2 separate regions of the Homo sapiens genome follow, and region 2 is linked to region 1. Evidence: chromatin contacts called from ENCODE Hi-C or POLR2A ChIA-PET data. All regions are on one chromosome and are shown on one strand. The core of a region is the stretch at or near the end of the contact, and the rest is flanking DNA. Distances in the headings are between cores, read along the strand shown.

What was found. A loop is a pair of places that touch in the nucleus more often than their neighbours do. ChIA-PET counts read pairs that join two places held with the same protein, here RNA polymerase II (POLR2A). Pooled maps may share reads with other maps.
Region 2: POLR2A ChIA-PET joins it to region 1 with 15 read pairs in PC-9. The contact joins two enhancer-like sites. A Hi-C loop is called at or near these places in 1 of 50 pooled maps. POLR2A ChIA-PET finds 5 or more read pairs at or near these places in 3 of 52 experiments (PC-9, activated T-cell and activated naive CD4-positive, alpha-beta T cell).

The regions. Positions count from the first base shown.
Region 1 is chr16:22,396,417-22,398,942 of GRCh38, reverse strand. It overlaps the pseudogene SLC68A2P. Among named protein-coding and RNA genes, the nearest start is that of CDR2-DT, 23 kb to the right of the region's middle. Within about 2 kb of position 1,267, at least 2 of the 41 ENCODE cell types and tissues checked have a DNase peak (open chromatin) inside an H3K27ac peak, as active enhancers do; they include PC-9, where a contact is called at or near this core.
Region 2 is chr16:22,231,615-22,234,140 of GRCh38, reverse strand. All of the region lies in intron 2 of EEF2K (eukaryotic elongation factor 2 kinase), which reads right to left. Among named protein-coding and RNA genes, the nearest start is that of EEF2K, 27 kb to the right of the region's middle. Within about 2 kb of position 1,265, at least 13 of the 41 ENCODE cell types and tissues checked have a DNase peak (open chromatin) inside an H3K27ac peak, as active enhancers do; they include PC-9, where a contact is called at or near this core.

The DNA.
Region 1 (2,526 bases), core at 18-2,517:
CCCAACCTGAGTGACAGAGCAAGACCCTGTCTCAAAAAATATGTAATAAATAAATAAATTTGCTTCTGAATTATAGTGTCAATTGAAACACACAATTAAAACTATCTTGCTTAGATATGCCATTATTATCCATATATACCAAAAATTGATTATGAATGGTAACTTTTTTTTTTTTTTGAGACAGAGTCTCAAATCTGTCATCCAGGTTGAAGTGCAGTGGCATGATCTTAGCTTACTGCAAACTTTGCCTCCCAGGTTCAAGCAATTCTCATGCCTCAGCATCCTGAATAGCTGGGATGACAGGCAAGCACCACTGTGCCTGGCTAACTTTTGTATTTTTAGTAGAGACAGTGTTTCACCATGTTGGCCAGGCTGGTCTCAAACTCGGGCTCAAGTGATCTGTCTGCCTCGGCCTCCCAAAATGTTAGGATTACAGGCGTGAGCCACCACATCTTGCCTGAAATGTACTTTTTACCCTAAAATCAAGCATCAGGGTAAACAAGAGTTAGCATTCCTTGCTAACTGTGCCCTGCCTAACTTTATATGTTTTTATCATTATAACAGATTCATTTTAAGAGCTCAGACTTAGGTTTTTTGCATTTCTTGCTATCAGTGAAAAAGTTCATTGTTCTAGACTGAAAAGTTTATGCTAAATATACATATGTACATTAACAAAGATCAGAAGATACTCTTTGTTTTCAATAAAAAAGCACACATTGTTTATCCCTGATAAGTTTTCACTAACCAAAAGTATGTGCATTATAGTTAGAAGAGAATTTTGAATGATGTAAGTAGAATACAGATGTTCTTTAATAAACATAAGGGTTTTTTTTACCCTGACTGATTTTTTGACTGACTTTTCTACTTTCAAGGAACAAGAGTTCATTTTCTGGATACTAAAAAACAATGGATCAGTGATTGATGTGGTCCAAGGCATTTCTTAGAGTTCTGTAAGAGGAAGTATATAAAATACCCCAACAAGTCCAATTATATTCTTAAATATTATTATAATATTATAAAGGAACACATTTCCACATATTGAAATGCAGCTGCTGTTTCTCCATCTCTAGTACATAAACATACAAAATACAAGAAGTTAATAATGTAAGAAATATGTGGTAGAGTGGAATGTGCAAGATTTTTTTTACAGACAAGGTCTTACTATGCTGCCCAGCCTGGTCTCAAATTTCTGGGCTCAAGCAATCATCCCAAGTAGCTGACCACAGGCATGCACCACCACGTCTGGCTAAAAAGTGAAAGATTTTGAAATCAGATGTCCCTAGGTTTAAATTCCAGCTTTGCCACTTTTACCAGCTATTTCTTCACAGACAAGTTACTTTACCTAAGAGGCATTTCCCCCACCAAGACAAACTTTCTCTCTCTCTCTCTCTCTCTCTCTCTCACTCTTGCTCTCTTCCATTTCTCTTCTCTTACCTAGCACCATACTCAACATATAAGGCACTTAATAATTGGTAGCTATTTTTCTTGTGTCCAATATATAAAAAGATATAAGCCAATGATGAGTAGTATCACAAAAATCATGAAAGAAAAGAGAAAGACCGCCTTTTTTTTTTTTTTTAACTAAAATAAAGCCTTCTACAGATGAAAGATTTTGGCTCCCCATTCAACAGTGTGTTCCAACATAAGTGTTGGCAAACCTGTGGCAAAGGAGCCTACATCAAGACAGAGGGATAAAGGCAGTGCTGTGCTCACAGTGAAAGTCTAATAGATACCTGCTGCACTGAGTTGGCTGTACATAATAAGAGCTAACATTTCTAGAGGGTTTATTTTGTGCCAGGAACCGTTTTAAGTACTTTGGATGTTTTAATTCATTTAACCCTCATAATAATTTCCTTAGGTAGGCACTATTTTTTTGTTGTTTTTTAAGACAGGGTCTTGCTCTGTCACCCAGGCTGGAGTGCAGTGGCACAATCACGGCTCCCTGCAGCTTTGACCTCCTGGGCTCAAGCGATTTTCCCACCTCAGCCTCCCAAGTAGCTGGGACTCCAGGTGTGTGCCACTATGTCTGGCTATTTTTTTAAATTTTTTATAGAGACAGGGTCTCGCTATGTTGCCCAGGGTGGTCTTAAACTCCTGGGCTCAAGTGACCCTCCCACCTTAGCCTCCCAAAGTACTGGGAGCCATTGTGCCCAGACCAGTAGGTACTATTTTGATCCTCATTTTACAGATGAGGAAACTAAGGCACAGAGAGGTTGAGTAACTTACCTAGGATTGCACAGCTAGTAAGTGGAGAGCCAGGCTCCTCCTGGGCAGACTGCAGATCCATGCTCTTAACCCAGTTACTCCTCTGCCTCTCTGGGGAGTGTAATATGGAAGAGTGACAGACCTATACCAACAGTTATTAGGGAGACAGAGTATTTATTCATCCTTTTCTCCTTTATTTATTCAACTCCTCAAAAAGAAAACCAGCCTGAGGGCTGGGTGCGGTGGCTCACGCCTGTAATCCCAGCACTTTGGAAGGCCGAGGCAGGTGGATCACTTGAGGTCAGTAGTTGGGAGACGAGC
Region 2 (2,526 bases), core at 16-2,515, 160 kb after region 1:
CCAGTTTAAACACACAAACGTTTTGCCTAGCCAGTTCACCTCTGGGGGGGGTCCTCTGGTGGGCACGCCCATTCATGGGTGCAAAGACACATGCACAAGGAAGTGCTGTTTGTGGCAGGACAAGACTGGAAATAACCTACATACCCTACAAGGAGGGGCTGGCTACATTTATTATGGTGCTTCCAACAATGAAATGATATTCAGCCATTAAATAACCAACAACAGGCTGGGCATGGTGGTGCATGCCTGTGGTCCCAGCTACTCGGGAGGCTGAGGTGGGAGGATCACTTGAGCCCAGGATTTCAATGCAGTGAGCTATGATCACACCACTGCACTTCTGCCTGGGCAACCCTATCTCAAAAGAAATTTTTTTAAATAAGGTGATCTATGTGTATTGATGTGGAATGAGCTCTGAGATATTCTCAGATCAGGAAAATATTTTTTTGCCAGGGGGCAGGGGAGAGGGTCTCGCTCTGTTGCCTAGGCTAAAGGGCAGTGGTGCAATCTCTCACTGCAGCCTCTGCCTCCCAGGTTCAAGTGATTCTCCTGCCTCAGCCTGTGGAGTAGCTGGGATTATAGGTGCCCACCTCCATGCCCGGCTATTTTTTTTTTTTTTGTATTTTTAGTAGAGACGGGGTTTCACCATGTTGGCCAGGGTGGTCTCGAACTCCTGACCTCAAGTGATCTACCTGCCTCGGCCGCCAAAAGTCCTAGGATTACAGACATGAGCCAGTGCACCTGGCTGAAAATAATATTTAAAAATAAAATTTCCCACCTTAATAACAAATTAAAAACATGTATTTGCTCCCTATGCTTATTCTAGAAAATGTAGAAATGACAGAGAAGGAGAAAAGGAACACAGTCCCTCCTAATCCAATCCAAAGACAATTCCTGCTGCCCTGGTGATGTGCTTCCCCTCAGGCCTTGGCTGTATGTGTACGTGCGAGTTTCACAGAGCTATAATCATGCTGTATTCTTTTTAGATTTAACTCTGGAGCAGAGGCACTTTCCCACGTTATCATAAACTCTATAAACATCTTTGGATGACTGCCTGATATTCTATGGAGAGGGCGGCCCCCTGAATGGTTCTGCCACGTCTCCACGGGAGCTTGGGCAGAAGGCTGGGCTTGACAGCGATAGAATCTGACCTTTCACAATCCACACCCAATACCTGCTGGGTGTGTTCCTTGGAGGGAGGCCAGCGGGCCATTTTGGTTAAACAATCCAAGTTTCCAGGTCACAGTGCGTTAAAAAAAAAACCACTTAGGTTTATGGGATGCTGAGGGAACAAAGGTTGGAAAGCTGAGCTGTTGTCTCCCTCTGAAGCCACCCCTGGCAACACTAACCCAACAGAGCCTGCTTTCGATAACCTAGAAAGTAAGCAATGAAGTGCCAACTCCCGTCCACACACAGTCAAACATTTTATCAAGTCCTACTACGCAGGACCAAGGGAATGGAGGTCGCATCAGACACAACCCTACTCTTGCAGTCAGGTGCTGACTCAAACAAAGAACGACACTGGAGAATGACTCACACACATAAAGGTCTGCTAAGAGCCCCACGGAAGGCAGAGCAGAAAGCCTGGAAAGGTTGTCTTCAATCTGGGCTCTGGGCCAGGCTCAATCGCTTATGCTTGTAATCCCAACACTTTGGGAAGCTGAGGCAGGAGGACTGCTTGAGGCCAGGAGTTCAAGACCAGCCTGGGCAACGTAATGAGACCCCATCGTTCCAAAAAAAAATTAAGAAGTTGGCCAAGTGTGGTGGTGCACGCCTGTGGTCTCAGCTACTCAGGAGGCTGAGGTGGGAGGATCGCTCAAGCCCAGGAGTTAGAGGCTGCAGTGAGTTATGATCATGCCACTGTACTCCAGCCTGGGCAACACAGCAAGACCTTGTCTTTAAAATTAAAAAAATAAAAATTAAAGCTGGGTTCTGAAGGAGGCAGAACTGTAATTTTGATAGACCAGGACATCAGTTGAAAGAAATTTTATAAGGCAGAGGTGTGAAAAAGGGAAGCCCATTCCAGGAGCTTCCAGATGTGTGTGAGTGGAGGGGATGAACAGAGCCTAGAAAGGTCCTGGAGCGGAGGGACCTAGAAGACACTCCCATCCTGGTGATGAAGCTTTTTTTTTTTTTTTTTTTTTTGTTTGTTTAAGACAGAGTTTCGCTCTCGTTGCCCAGGCTGGAGTGCAATGGCGCGATCTTGGCTCACTGCAACCTCAGCCTCCCAGGTTCAAGTGATTCTCCTGGCTCAGCCTCCTGAGTAGCTGGGATTACAGGCATGTGCCACCATGCCTGGCTAATTTTTGTATTTTTAGTAGTGACAGGGTATCACCATGTAGGTCAGGCTGGTCTCAAACTCCTGACCTCGTGATCCACCTGCCCCAGCCTCCCAAAGTGCTGGGATTACAGGTGTGAGCCACCGTGCCCGGCCAGAAGTGATGAGTTTTGAGGAGGGGGTATTTATCAATGTATTTGAGGAAGAGGAAGTTACCTGGTTATTTTACTTTATTTTTCTTAACAACATCT